Regions from separate parts of the Homo sapiens genome. Here region 2 is linked to region 1. Evidence: read pairs that join two places in POLR2A ChIA-PET (ENCODE). Cell type or tissue: GM12878. All regions are shown on one strand.

The links. Peaks named below come from ENCODE experiments on the same cell type or tissue, not always from the same donor. Only the 100,000 strongest peaks of a DNase experiment are listed, where the experiment ranks them.
Region 2: POLR2A ChIA-PET joins it to region 1 with 11 read pairs; 3 of 35 experiments call an interaction of 5 or more read pairs at or near these places.

What each region holds. Positions count from the first base shown.
Region 1 is chrX:19,636,447-19,644,446 of GRCh38, forward strand. The region is part of intron 7 of SH3KBP1 (SH3 domain containing kinase binding protein 1); the gene reads right to left. LOC124905255 (a long non-coding RNA gene) reads left to right here. Exons shown (of 2, transcript XR_007068406.1): 2 at 4,679-8,000. Among named protein-coding and RNA genes, the nearest start is that of MAP3K15, 120 kb to the left of the region's middle. In GM12878, no CTCF peak of the experiment used is centred here; no DNase peak of the experiment used is centred here; H3K27ac peaks cover 632 bases.
Region 2 is chrX:19,752,695-19,760,694 of GRCh38, forward strand. The region is part of intron 2 of SH3KBP1 (SH3 domain containing kinase binding protein 1); the gene reads right to left. Among named protein-coding and RNA genes, the nearest start is that of SH3KBP1, 130 kb to the right of the region's middle. In GM12878, no CTCF peak of the experiment used is centred here; no DNase peak of the experiment used is centred here; H3K27ac peaks cover 4,409 bases.

The sequences.
Region 1 (8,000 bases):
CACATCAAGAGCCCCAGTACTAATTATTGGCTTTCAAATTTTAAGAAGCTTGCTCTATTAAAATCACCAAAATGTCCAGTCATGATTTACACCCTCCCCAAAAAACATTATTTCAATCTCTAAACTTTTAGAAATTTACATAATATTAAAAACAGACTGTTAAAGGAATTGAACTCACATGCCCACATCACATGACTGCCTGCAGCTAGTTTTATAATCTATTCAATAAAAACAAACCAACTTCAAACAAACAAGCAAAAACCCTCTCAGCTTAAAAAAAAATAAAAGCAGAACCAACAGAATAAATATATCAGCAAGCTGAACATATACACAGAAGGAAATAACATTAAATCCAGGACAACTCTCTGAGTTCAGTTTTAGGGTATAAAGATCAAAACCCCATGTGTCATAGGCAGATTCTGCTAGGAAGACTTTCAGAGCTTTAAGCAGCATTTGGAAAGTACCAGGTCACACCTAAAACTGGAGTTTTCCTTTCCCTTGGGACAGTACAACAAAAGTATCAAGCTCAGGGATAATCTAGTTTCACGCACATCATAATCAGAAATTCTCTCGTTCAACTGACAAATATTATCTCAGACACTACTGGTTGGTAATCCCTCACTCAGAAGCCCTGGGGACAGGATTATTCAGATTTTAGAAAGGAAATATACTGCATATACCATATAATACGTAACATCCTCAGCTGGGGGCTGGGGCTGCACCCAACCATTAAAATTCTGCAGTAAATGGATGACTGGTCACTCCAAGTGGGAAAAATAAAGACTATGAGTAGGCATATGTCAGTCCAGAACAAGTTTTATCACCCAATGAGTAATAAAACATTTTAGTTTTCAGAGCTTTTTGTATTTTAGAATGGCACATAAGGGTGTGGACTTCTATCATGTTCTAGGAAAGAGAAATTAAGGTAAATAAGACACTATCTGCTCGAGGAGCTCAAGTAGCAGAAAAGGGTTTGCAAACATACAGTGTTGACCAGACAACAGTGAAGATAGGATGAGAGCCATGCATTCGGCTTAAAGTGTCAGAGTATCTGAAACGGGACAATCACTTCCCAAACAAGAGACTCAGGATCTTGTCAGAGAGGAAGAAAATGACAGTGGGCTTTGTACAATGTTCTAGGACACTGACCAGAGGAGTAGGATTGGGGTATGTTTCCCAATCAATCATCCCTGATAAGAATTTTGTGGGGCACCTGTTCATTCTATTATCTTCCCAGACCTCTTCCCTGCAGATGTGAATCTTCAGATCTGAGGTGGGACCGGGAATCCATTTACTAAACACATACTCTGGTGATTCTCATCATCAGAGAAGCTTTAAAAACCTTAGTCTGGCCGGGCGCGGTGGCTCACGTCTGTAATCCCAGCACTTTGGGAGGCCGAGGCAGGCAGATCACGAGGTCAGGAGCTCGAGACCAGCTTGGTCAACATAGTGAAACCCCATCTCTACTAAAAATACAAAAATTAGCCAGGCTTGGTGGTGAGTGCCTATAGTCCCAGCTACTCTGGAGGCTAAGGCAGGAGAATTGCTTAAACCAGGGAGGCAGAGGTTGCAATGAGCCGAGATTGCACCACTGCACTCCAGCCTAGGCGACACAGCAAAATTCCATCTCCAAAACAAAACAAAACAAAAAAAAACAAACAAACAAACAAAAAAAAACAAAAGGCCGGGTGCGGTGGCTCACACCTGTAATCCCAGCACTTTGGGAGGCCGAGGCAGGCGGATCATGAGGTCAGGAGATCGAGACCATCCTGGCTAACACGGTGAAACCCCGTCTCCACTAAAAATACAAAAAATTAGCCGGGCACGGTGGCGGGCGTCTGTAGTCCCAGCTACTAGGGAGGCTGAGGCAGGAGAATGGTGTGAACCCAGGAGGCGGAGCTTGCAGTGAGCCAAGATCGCGCCACTGCAGTCCAGCCTGGGCGAAAGAGCAGACTCCGTCTCAAAAAAAAAAAAAAAAAAAAGGCCTTAGTCTAGGTCAGTGGTTCTCAGGCTTGAGTGGGCATTGGCATCAGGTGGAGAGCTTGTAAAAATAGATCAACTGGGCCCCACCCCCAGGGGTTCTGATTCTGTAGGGCTGGTATTTGCATTTCTAACAAGTTCCTAGGTGATGCTCCTGCTGCTGCTAGTTCTGGGACCACGCTGTGAGAACCACTGGTCTAGTAATGGGTATTAGCAAATGTTTAATTCCAGGAAGGAGCAAAACAGTTGTGGGGACCTGGAGGGTGGACAAGTATGGTGGTAGCACTGGGGGTGGGTGTGCCATATGCTAGATTTAGACAGGAACTCCAGTTCTGGGTCAGATTCTGAGGATCTGGGGCTAGTGAGGAGTAGTGAAATACATACTAGGCTTGTCATCTATTCAGTAAATAATAACTGAGCGTCCACTGCATGCCAGGCAGCAGGGATGCCACAATGCCCTCGTGGGGCTTACTACAGTCTATACCAGCAGTTTGAAACTAGGGCTTCCCAGGAAATACTGGCAATACCTGGAGACAATTCTACTTATTAGAACTTGGCAGGGAATGGGGGTTGAGTGCTACTGGCATCTAGTGGGCAGAGGCCAGGGATGCTGCCAAACATTCTACAATGCACACAGAGGACAACGCCCACCAACAGACAATGATCCAGCCCAAATGTCAATACTGCTGAGGTGAAGAAGCCATGGTCTACATTTAAATTGAGACGGAGAAATGAAACACGATGTGTCCGTCAGTATGTCTGTCAACGCCAACCCAGTGTCTTCCTTTATGAAGAAGCTGACCATAACTCCAAACAACCACCTTCGGTCTCGGATGCTGTTGGGAATTTGACTTTCAAATTATTTCACAAGTATGAATTATGACACCATTTAACCTCCTCTAAAAAGAGAAGTATATTTTAAAAAGAAGAAATGAAAATCTGACAAGCAAAGCCCTTCTTGTCTCTACAATGCAGCAGAGGCTGGATCACTGCTCCTCTCGATGGTACTTTCAGATGAGAAGCTCAGATGAGAAGCTCCTTGGAGAGTCTTTGGGAGAAAGAAAACCTACCAGGAAAACACAAAGGGAGTTAACCTTTTTCTCAAGAGGACTGTATTTGAAATGCAGATCTTAAGCCACACGGGTAGGCTGGGCACCCTCCTGGGAAGGCTCCCACTCTGAATCCAGACAGCAATGTCTGTATTGGGGAGCAAGTGATGAAAGGTGCTTCTTAGGAAGAGGTGGGTACCCCTGGGACATCAAGCATGAGGGGCTTCAGTACATGACAGGCATGGGAGGCACTAAAGGGGTGAATATGAGACATGCTGCAGCAAATTGGATGTGCCCAAATCCCCAGGCCCAAGAATGAGTGAGTTTGGGGGAGGATATGTGAGCAAAACCACTGAGTCTGAAAAAATAGGATCAGAGTTCCTGGGTATATATTATGAAGCTGAGGAAAACCCAACACAAGAGAGTTGACTCTTTTTTTTTTTTTTTTTTTTCCTATTTAAACATGTGGTGAGAAAGCAAAAATGAGCTGCACTGAGTAAGTAGCAATCTGCCCAGCCATTCTTGAGGCTGGGGCAACAGACACAGATAAGGCCACCTGCAAAGTGATCAGGAAACAGTGTTTCTCTCCCAAGCATATGCAGTAGTTGCAAAGTGTCCTTAACAACCCTCTTCTTGGAGTGCTCCTACTTTCTCACTCCCTGACAAAGTATGTGATTTTAGAGACAAACTACCAGAAACTTGGTTTTTAAAAAAATTATATCAGGAAGAATGAAACAGTCCACTCTGGCCTGAAGGCGCTAAGCCACTTGACCCAGAGAAGCAGTCTTCATTTCCAGCCCAAGTGCAGCGCCTCATGTAACGGGTTTCTGGACACAGCACTACACATCTATCTTCACTTGGTAGCTGCCAAAGAAACAGGACCTGAGTCCACCTCACAGTCAAGACCTGATGCTGACCCCTTGCCGTGCAGCCCTGCTTTGCCTTGAGCCTATCAAAACATAATTTCATTTACATTTCACTAAATTCCACCCCTTCTCAAAATCTGCAACGACTTTTTTTTTTTTTTTAATTTTGCTTTTGCTTGGTGTAACATCCACACGTCCCCCGGTGTGCAGTCTCCCTGGTCACAACGAGCCAATAAACCTGAATTCGTCAGACTACAGCCTTGTCCCTGGTGGTCTTGAGGCAGAATAGGGTCTGGAGGCAGAGAACCTAAGGCCGATTCACGCTGACTTCCTAGAACTAAATCAAAAGGAAAATCCCAACTTTCCACACCTAAGTAACAAAAGGACCATAGGCTACTCCCTTTGCAAATCCCGCTCCTTTTCTGCGGGGCAGATGGAAAATTGAAAGTATCTCTGATTAGTTGCTTTCTGCAACCAATCAGATGTTTGCATAGAAGTGTAACTTTGTAGCTTCACTTCAGCCTCTGATTGGTTGCTTTCCACAACCAATCAGACTGACTGTGGGCCACCATATTATTTACATAGGGTGTGTACCAAGTAACCAATGGGAAACCTCTAGAGGGTATTTAAACCCCAGAAAATTCTGTAATTTGGCTGTTGAGCCCCTATGCTGCTGTCCGCTCTGACCCTGTGGAGTGTACTTTCATTTTCAATAATCTCTGCTTTTGTTGCTTTACTCTTTCCTTGCTTTGTTTGTGCGTTTTGTCCAATTATTTGTTCAAGACGCCAAGAACCTGGACACCCTCCACTGGTAACAGTCTTAGGCCGATTGGGAGAGCAGTGGCTGGTAAGAAGAGAGGGTCTGGCAAGCCCCAAGGAACACCGGCAAGCCAAGGAACACCAGCAACCACTGCTAACCACTCAGACTCCAGAACATGCTCAAGTGTCTTACAGGAACAAATGTATTTTGTTTTGATTTTTTGTTTTGTTTTGTTTTTTCCCCTAGCAGAGAGCTCTGTAAGCTGGTGTTCTGAACATACTTTTGAAGGATGTTCCTTACCATTGTATTTCAAGTTTCATTATATGTGGTTTCCATATACAACTTTAAAAGCTAAATCTACTTGCTTCTGTAGAGATGCATTATGTGCTGTTTTCATATAGCGAATGGAACTGTTTTCCAAGCATAAAATTTCGTAAGCAAGTGTTTCAAACATGTTTTTGGGAGATGTTTCTAGCATTGCATCTCATCGTGCATGAGGGCTTTATACATAAATGTTTTAGAGCTAAATCTAAGCATACTTTTTAAGAGATACATTATGTGCTGTTTTCCTACAGTGAATGGAACTGTTTTCCATGCAGAGGGCTCTTAAAGTAGGTGTTTGGAACATACTTTCGAAAGATGTTTCTTACCATTGTGTTTAAGGTCTCATTGTGAGGGGCTTACATATACAGGTATATGTACACTTGGCAAAGGGGACCAATGGCTAATAGCTTTTTAATTTTTATATATATTTTTGAGATAAGGTCTCACTCTGTCACCCAGACTGGAGTGCAGTGGCACGGTCGTGGCTCACCACAGCCTTGGACCTCCTGGGCTCAAGTGATCCTCCTGCCTCAGCCTCCCAAGGAGCTGGGACCACAGGCATGTGCCACCATGCACAACTAATTTTTTCTATTTTTTGTAGAGACAGGGTCTCACTGTGTTGTCCAGGCTGGCCTCAAGCTCCTGGGCTCAAGAGATCCTCCCGCCTCGGCCCCCACGAAGTGCTAGGATTACAGGCATGAGCCACCGTGCATGGTGCTAACGGCTTTTAAAAAACTGTGCAATCTACAGCCTGATAAATCATAAATCATTTATACTTCTCCATTTGCTCAACCACCACTTTTTATGTGCCCACTGAATCCATGGCACTTTTCTAGGCTGCATGGTGGGGATATCAAGTAGAAGATACAGCCTCAACCTAGAGGGACCAATGATCTAATGATAGCAACAAGGTTCCATTTGTTGCCATCACAGATGAGAACTCCTAAGAAGCAAGTCAATGAACAAAGGGATTGCAAAGGCGGTATGAGTGTCCAGTTAGGAAGTGAGATGAGGTTCAGCAGGGAAAACAGCCTTTGTCCTGCAGTCATAATTTATGCAGAAGCCTGATCTGCCCTTGTACAAATTCTGTCAAGGATTTTTCCCCCCAACCCACCTGTTCAGCTGGTCTTCTGAATCTGTAAGACTGAACTATTTTTCAGAAAAATATTCAATAGCCCTTTGGGCTATTTTTCTATCCCACAGAGGCCACAAATCTGTATCAATTATAATAAGAAAGAGGGAAACTCCAGATGTGGTGAGCTGGAGGAACCTCAGGGCACTTCATTATGAATATTTAGACAGTTTTCCTCTTGTTATGAAAATTATGTCAATCTGTTCCCCAGCATGAGTTTCTGATGAATTTCAATATCATAAAAGCTTTTTTTTTTGAGAGGGTGGGGATGATAATGTTGTTTAACTAAATCCTGATCAGCTGAGTTTCACTTTCACTCAGAAAATACCAACTCATATCAACATTTTTAAAATCATCACAACTCTTAACCCTGATGTGAGCTAGTATTTTAGCATGCTAAGGAGACAGACATCTACGCAGGAAGGAGCTGCCCTCTTCTGCACTGCTGGGCAATTTTTGTTATAGTTTGTCTTCTGGCCAGAAGGAAGAGGGAAGGAGGTTGCTCAGATCCCAAGCTCAGGGTCATTTCTAATATGTAGTTGTTCAGTTACTCTGTGGCCTGTTACCTAAACATAGGTGTCGTATCAAAATCCCGAAGCAGGGAAATGGTCCAAATGAAAGGGGCTTTTTAGGGGGCTTCTTAGGGGTCTGGGGTGGCACTAAATGGAAATCATGGAAGAACAATTACCCCAGAATTTGCTCTTGACAACTGGAGACAGTGTGTGTGGGCTGAAACTGAAGAATTTTTTATTTTTTTTTTTTTTATTTTTTTTTTTTTTTGAGACAGGGTCTCACTCTGCCACCCTGCTGGAGTGCAATGGTATGACCTTGGCTCAATCACTGCTGCTTCAACCTCCTGGGGTAATCCTCCCATGTCAGCCTTCCAAGAAGCTGGTCTCAAACTCCTGGGCTCAAGTGATCCACTTGCCTCACTCAGCCTCCTAAAGTGCTAGGACGACAGCTGTGAACCACTGTGCCCAGCCCAACTGTAGAAATTCTTATCCTGGTGTCTATGAAAAATGTCTGTCAATAAACATCCCTCAAGCCTTTGATGACAGTAATAATTCCCTTTCCTGACCTGCTACCATTTACAGGCATATTAACATCTATACCCAAAGACACCTTTCTCATATTCCTACTGAATTGTTCACATCTTCCTTTTGGCTCTTCCATCAGCTGTTTAATTTTTGAATGCAGAAACCTTCCCCTCTGAATTGTAAAGCTTTTAGAACTGAATGAGAGGATGAAGATGCTGGGATAAACCCTGGGGTTTATCTCTAGTATAACCCTCTGACTTCACAGACAATGCAGATGATGAAGAGGAAGGCCAAAGGAATAAAATGACTTGCCCAAGTTCACATGGCTAGCTAATAACAGAGCTGGTCCTAGAATATGGGCTTCCTATAAACCCACTCTTTTGAGTAACCCATCCCCCACCATGCTGTTCCTAGAGGGCCAGGTATGTGGATGTAGTTAATAGACGCTTTTAGGACTGAACAAGGCTTGGGCTGGAGCCAGGATTCTCCCACATGCTTAGGCAAGCTGAGCATTTGGAACTGTGTTCATTTTCAAGCCCAGGAAGCCCCTCTTGGACCCCAGAATTACTCTAAAACTATACTGTCCACAGGGAGTAGGCAGACAGTTACCAGAGGCTGGGAAGGGTAGTTGGGGGCTGGGGGGTAGGAGGGATGGTTAATGGGTACAAAAAATAGTAAGAATGAATGAGACCTAGTATTTGATAGCACAAGAGAGTGACTATGGTCAATAATAACTTAATTGTACATTTTAAAATAAAGAGTGTAACTGGATTGTTTGTAACTCAATGGATAAATGCTTGAGGGGATAGATACCCCATTCTCCATGATGTGCTTATTTCACATTGCATGCCT
Region 2 (8,000 bases), 120 kb after region 1:
TGCACTTCACTGCATGCAATTTCAATTTAAAAGAACAGCACAAATGCTTAAACTGAAAGAAGACAGATTCTTTTAAATTGAAATGTGCTGATATTTTCTCCTAGGAGGTCAGACATACACAAAGCTAGTGCTTGGGTATTTTAATGTTCATCTCAGGTGGTGAGATGTTTTCTGGGATCAACATCAATGGGGCAGGTGGTCGGAATGTGCCAGATGCACCCTATGGAGTAGGTGAGCCATGCGTGTCTCATCTCACCTACCCAATCAGATGAATGGATCTGTTCCCAAGAGGGCATCCTTGTTCTCCACCTCAGCTGTTTTCCCCCTATCTTGCCAGATTTCTCTCTCTCCTGTCACCAACAGTATTGGCACACAGAGCAGGCTGGTGCCACGGACACCAGGGAAAGCTGGGCACCACCCTGATCTGCCCAGAATGCTGGTCCTGGTACTTCTCTCTGCATTTGAAGAGCTGAGTGAGGTTGGGCAGAGCCCCCTTGGCTTAGGGTGGAAGCAGGGCAGGGGAAACAGACATCATTCATCAGCCTGCCCTCAGTCCTGCTCTATTGCTTTCTGCAGGAAAGGCTTCCTTTAGACCCAGACGTGGCTGCAGGATCACAGCTGTGCCCCCTGCACTAGTTCATAGAAAACCATTTTGCAAAATTACCACTGGCAGGAGATTTTTAAAAATCACTAAAAACAAACACTTTTACCAAGTCTACTGATCAAGACAGCTTTGAATAGACACAGAAACCTAGAATAGCACATTGTTCCCCAACATGCATATCTCTCCCCTGACCCCACCCCACCCCACGCAAAAGGCAAGTCTGAGGAACAGCTGCCCCGTGAGTATGTTCCCTTCGTGCAGAGACTGTGCCTTCCCAGTATTTGGCTCTCTTCACAAAAGGCTGGTCTGTCTCAGAACACCTGGGAAGACACAGCAAGTATTCTGAGAATATGGCAGACTACCAAGGGGAGCTTCAGCTGTAGCTTTAAGATTCTGTTTCTTTAAAAAATATATCTGATTACCACAATAAAAGAAAATACCCATGCTATCAAACCACCAAGTGCACCAACTTCATTAGAACTGTAAAGAAGAAAAAAAACATAAAGTAAATATGGCAAAATATGAGGATTTAATAAAGCAAGGGTGATGGGCACATAGGTATTTGTTATATGCTTTACATATTTCATAATTTGCCCTAAAATTACATAGCAGAACCACGTTGATGTCTCACACCACAATGGCTTTCTCATACTTACAAAATATGCTGATGCTCAGAAAAGTGCTTTGATATATACTCATAAATATTCTGATGGTATTTTCAGCTCAAAGCTAACAAGGAAATTTCAAGAAATGTAACAGGTCTATTACCATGTTCTATGTCAATCTTTAACTGCATATTTGCAATATCATATACTTGCAGTATTATCTCCCAAGAATCACTCATAACACGAATAAGAAAATAACAAGAACATGAGAACAAGGGCAAGAAGCTCTTGACCTTCAGGAAAGGGATGAACACTATAAAGACCACAACAAGTAACAGATACTGGACAAAAATGAGAACGACTACCTTTGTGTCCCAAAGAGATAATGTTGCTTCCCGATGTACAGTGTAATTACTTGCATGACAGTTGGTGCCTTTATGTTTGCCCACACCCCGCTAAACATCTAGATTATTACCACTGGATCAAAGGGTGTCAATATCAACCAGTTGTTTGGATACTTAAAAATATCTATCAGATGAATGACCAATTTAGTAGAGTGTTATGGGCAAGATGGCTGTCTACAGATGAAGTAGAGTATTTTCTTTCTTTTGGTGGGGCGTAGGGAGGAGTCTTGCTCTGTCATAACCTCTGCCTCTTGGGTTCAAGCGATTCTCCTGTCTCAGTCTGCCTAGTAGCTGGGATTACAGGCACCCACCACCAACATCCAGCTAATTTTTGTATTTTTAGTAAAGACCCAGTTTCACCATGTTGACCAGGCTGGTCTCGAATTCCTGACCTCAAGTGATCAGAGGCAGAATATTCTCAATTGAGCCCAAAGCTGCAACAACATGGAGATCTGTATCATCCCTATAAAGATACGGCTGGATCACCATCAACTTCTCACCTTAAAAGATGCAGATCAGGCTTAGGAGCAGAGGGGAGAAGATGATACAGTAAGAAAATTCATGTAGTCCCTAACTTTTTTAAAAAAACAAGTAATACTTATTTCTTTATTTAACTGGGAATATTAGACATTCAAAATGAATTTACTCATTTAAAAACTAAACCTTTAAAGCACTAGAAGAAAATAAAGAATGTTTCTACAATCTCAGAAAGGCAAAGATAATTTAACACTCTGACACAGAATTTAGAAGCTAGAAAAGAAAGGGTCAATAAATTACAGAATGGCAGGCACGGTGGCTCACGTCTGTAATCCCAGCACTTTGGGAGGCCAGGCAGGCGGATCACGAGGTCAGGAGTTTGAGACCAGCCTGGCCAACATGGTGAAACCCTGCCTCTACTAAAGATACAAAAAATTATCAGGGTGTGGTGGCGTGTGCCTGTAATCCCAGCTACTTAGGAGGCAGAGGCAGGAGCATCGCTTGAACCCAGGAGGCGGAGGTTGCAATGAGCCAAGATTGCGCCATCGGACTCCAGCCTGGGCGACAGGGCGAGACTCTGTCTCAAAATAAATAAATAAATAAAAATAAATTACAGAAAACTAAGAATATAACATAGCAAACAACAACAACGACAAAATTCATCAACGAAGACAAAAGACAAACTGGGGGAATGTTGCCTCTTCTATAAAGAGAGCTCCTTCTACAAAGTATCAGCAAAAGATCAATAACCCAACAAAAAAATAGCAAAGGACAGGTCACATAAAAAAGAAAAAAATGACTCAAACATGCAACAAGATGCTTAACTGCATTCACGATGAGAGAAGAGAGACAGAACGTCTCATATTGTTTTATACTGTTTTATACTCAGAAAAAGAAAGAGAAGCGAAACTAAAGGCAGGTAGCCTGGCGCCTAGGAACCAGACCTGAAACTAGGCCTGGGCCTGCCTGACCTAAGCCTGGTAGTTAAAGATCAACCCCTGACCTAACCGGTTATGTTATCTATAGATTCCAGACATTGTATAAAAAGGCATTGTAAAAATCCCTGTCCTGTTCTGTTTCGTTCTGATTACCGCTGCATGCAGTCCCCAGTCACGTACCCCCTGCTTGCTCAAATCGATCATGACCCTCTCACGCAGACCCCCTTAGAGTTGTGAGCCCTTAAAAGGGACAGAAATTGCTCACTCAGGGAGCTCGGCTCTTGAGACAGGAGTCTTGCCGATGCTCCTGGCCGAATAAACCACTTCCTTCTTTAACTCGGTGTCTGAGGAGTTTTGTCTGCGGCTTGTCCTGGTACAACAAGAGAAATGAAAATTACAGTGGTATTCCTGTACAACAGTGCCTGACAGTGCTCAGTACACAGAAGGACCCTGTATCATTCCGGCTATTTTCTCATACCTAGAATTGTAGCATTTACATACTATATTATACTATAGTATATATTACATACTATATTATAATAATGTTTACATGTGTCCTCGCACTAGAATCTGGCTCTCTCAGAATACTGTTTGTTTTCACAGCATGTGACGTAGTGCCTGGCACACAGCTGGTCCTCTCAAAGAATGGGGGCTATGAGGACCCCAAGAACAAATCTCTCCAGAATTTGACAGTTTAGGGAGGGATGTACCTAATTTTTAAATTACAATGAGATATTTTTATCTGTCAGATTGTCAACAATTAAAAAAATTGATAATGTCAGCAAGGGTGTAGGGAAAGAGAGCCTCACATACTTTCTAAGTAGAGTATAAATTGATAAATAAATTTGTACAGCCTCTGTGGGAAGCAACTTGACAACTGTCTATCAAAAATTTAAATGTCTGTGCCTTTTGACTCAGTATTTCTACTCCTAGGAATTTAAACTACAAATATACACGTGCAAAACAGCATATGTACAAGATTAATCGTTATGCCATTGCTTAAATTAGCAAAAGACTGAAAGAACATAAATGTGTATCAGTAGAGAGCAGCTGATGAATGGCCATAAATCAATCCCATGCAACTCTCTCCAAGACTGAAGTCAGTCTGTATGTACCAAGAAAGACAATCACCAAGACATGTTGCTAGGTTAAAAAAAAAAAAAAAAAGCCTAACGTATGCTAGCATTTGTGTACATTTGTATGTACGCCTCTGTGTGTAATACAGAAGCCACACACAATAAACTGATAACTGAGGCTGCCTCCAGGGAGGGGAACCAGGTGGCCGAGGGACAGAGAAAGCATATATTTTGTCCCTTTTAGCTGGCACCATATGCCTGTGTTAGCTATTCAAAATTTTAATTAACTTAAACATTGAGTAATTGAAATATGTTTACTATTTCCTGATCGTTAAATTATTGACTGCTTTTTTTTTTTTTTTTTTTTGCAAACAAGTGTGAACGGAAAATAAATCCTGGGGTCCCAAAATCACTAAGCTAAAGGAAAAAGTCAAGCTGGGAACTGGGTCACGCAAACCTGCCTCCCCTTTTGGTTCCTGAATACAATGGCTACAAGATGAAAAACTACATGCCTACCCCATATTTTACCCACAAGGAAATTCCTAGTGAGCTCCAAGGTCTTTACCCTAAGGTGTTTCTCTTAAGATTTCACCATGGCAATGTAAATTGATAGCTTATCTTTACAGGTGCAGTTGTCCCCTGCTCACCAGACACAAATGCATATCTGACTGTTCTCCTGCCCCATTTTGTCTATGTTATCTTATGTAAAAACACAGATTCCCTGCATTTTTCCTCTGCCCCATTTGTCTATATTATCTTATGTCAAAAAAAAAAAAAAAAGCAGATTCACCGAGCCAGACAAAGACATGAATAACTATTTTTCCCTACCCGCCTCTTATGTGAAAATTGTATACTTCTCAATATCCCACCCTTTCGCCTTTAAATTTGGAGCCCTCAAAATCATCTTCAGAGAAAGGCATAGCACCTGTCTCCCGGGCGTGCGTCCTTAACTTTGGCAAATAAACTTCCTAAAATGATTGAGACTTGTCTCATCATTTTTCTTGATTGACACAAGGAAGAAGTTGACACTGCCCCCCAATAAGAGTTTAGCTATATAATTTCCACTACTGATTTTAAAGATCCAACAGTGTATGCTAACATACACAAAAGATTTACAGAAAGCTCTCCAGTCCATACGTTTCATTAAGCAGGGGAGACAGGAAAGCTAAGATGTGGGGAAAATCAGGCAAAACCCAATAATCAATGTTTTTTTTTCAGTCATGTGATATAAAGTTCAAGATTCAAGGCCGGGGGCAGTGGCTCACACCTGTAATCCCAGCACTCTGAGAGGCCAAGGTGGGCGGATCACCTGAGGGCAGGAGTTCGAGACCAGCCTGGCCAACATGGTGAAACTCCGCCTCTACTAAAAATACAAAAAAAGTAGCCAGGTGTGGTGGCACGTGCCTGTAATCCCAGCTACTCGGGAGGCTGAGGCAGGAGAATCGCTTGAACCCTGGAAGCGGAGGTTGCAGTGAACTGATATCGCACCACTGAACTCCGGCCTGGGCCACAGAGTGAGACTTCGTTTCAAAAAAAAAAAAAAAAAAAAAAAAAGATTCTTGAAATGCAAGAATAACTAAGGGCATGACAATCAAGAAAAATAAAATGCATATAAAGAGGCAACATTAAATCTTATTGATGATAGTTTTATCATGGGTAGGATCCAGCTTTCTTTGGTGCCCAGAGTACAAGTAAAAAGAGCTAAACAGTTTGGCTAATTATGCTCCAAAAGGTTAATTACACGATCTCAAATTGAGTCCCCTGAGGGATGGGCATTTTTCCCATCAAAGTCTCCTCTGGAAAAATTTTAAAATGTTTCTCACTACATCATACCTAGTCCATGAAACAGTACCCCCAACACAGGAACTGTTAAATCACGTGCTAGATAAAAAGCTTGCTCTTGGAGGAGAAAAAAAGAGGAAGCAACATCCAAGGTCCAAGGGCCGTTTCTGCTGTCTTTTTAACAGCTTTGATGATGAGTAAGAGCCTGTCACACACCCCTGGGCTATAAGCATGGGTCCTTATGTCTAGCCCCAAGAGTCAGGAATAGGCCTCATTCAGTCTTTCACTCCCAGGCATTCAATGAATGTTAGCCATTATCATTAGTTCTATCATTCTTTTAACGGTGTGCCAACATAAATGAAAGCATTTATAGTCACAATTGCTTCCAAGACTAATAGTCTAACAGAAAAAAATTTAAGTGCACTAGGATATTTTAAATAGAAAAAGAAACAGAATTGCATCTTCATTTCCCTATGTCTTATGGAATTAGCTCGCCATTATGAAGAATATACCATGAACAAGGTACTTTTCTAAGGCTTTACATGGGATAACACATTTAATGCTCACAACCACATTAAGAGATAGGGGCCATTATTATTTGTATTTGACAGATAGGGGAAAGTAGGTCCCAAGAGGGGATGAAAACACAGGCAAGAAGGGGCTGGGTGAGGAATGACCCCGTGTGGTCCTATGGCCATGTCCCCATTCCTTCACTCCCTAAGACCGTTCTTGCTCTGAAAGGCCAGCCTCCAGAAACTGCCATTTAAAACAGGAGGGACAAGGAAAATGACTTTAGTATAAACTTTTGGCAGTGACCAGCACGAGGGCCAACGATTTCAAAGCCAAGCCCAAGTCAAGAAAATCTTGACTTTTTAACGAACAAAAAAGCACCTGTTTACTGGTTGTTGAAAGAATGTTTATACACATTTATATCCAGGATAACTCGATTGTCAAGAATAAATTATTCCAAGCCCGTGACAAAACAATGCCATTTCATGCTCATTTCCTGATTAAAGCTTTTAGACAGCTGGGCATTTTCATTTCTTAGAGCTGTAGGGAGCTATGCAAATTTCCACGCAGCAACTCCAAGATCATTAATCTACGGAAGGCATGTGCTAATAGAATATTGGATTTTACATTGTTTCAGTGGAGAAGAGGAGGGGTGGGTTAATCTAATTACCCTATGTGTGGTCACCTGACTGTGGTTAACAAAAAGATCAAATGCTAAACTGTACAATCAGCAGCAAATTCCTAAGTAATGAAGCATTTCACATCACAAAAGGAATGGGAGGAGGGGGGTGACATTCTTACATTGCTTAAAACCAAATACTGTAGCAATAAAAATAATCACACCAAGTTTACACAAATCATAGGCAGGGCATTTTAATTACCATAAGGAGCTAGGACCATAACTATAAATCAGTCTCGGTCTCTCTCTCTCTCCTCTCTCTCTCTCTCTCCCTCTCTCTCTCTCTCTCTCTCTCTCTCTCTCTCTCTCTCTCTCGACACACACACACACACACTTGGCTGGGCGCGGTGGCTCACATCTGTAATCCCAGCACTTTGGGAGGCCGAGGCAGGTGGATCACAAGGTCAGGAGATTGAGACTATCCTGGCTAACACAGTGAAACCTTGTCTCTACTAAAAATACAAAAAATAAGCCAGGCGCGGTGGCAGGCGCCTGTAGTTCCAGCTACTCGGGAGGCTGAGGCAGAAGAATGGCATGAACACGGGAGACAGAGCTTGCAGTGAGCTGAGATCGCACCACTGCACTCCAGCCTGGGCAACAGAGTGAGATTCTGTCTCAAAATAAATAAATACATACATACATACATACATACATACATACATACATACATACATACATACTGGAAGGTACTTCTAGAGAGAAGGATGGCTATCTAGAGCTGAAGTTGTCAGGAACCAGACACAAGTGGGCACCGAGAATTGGACTCACCCTGTAACCATGGTTACATGCATCTGGCATGTGTCACTTGGGGCATGGTACTGTTATTCCTTCTTCCAGTAAGGAGCAGCTAGATTAGGAAAGGCATCAGCCTGGCCCAAGCAGCTGACACTTCAATTCCTGGTTCTGATACCACTGAGAGCGTAAC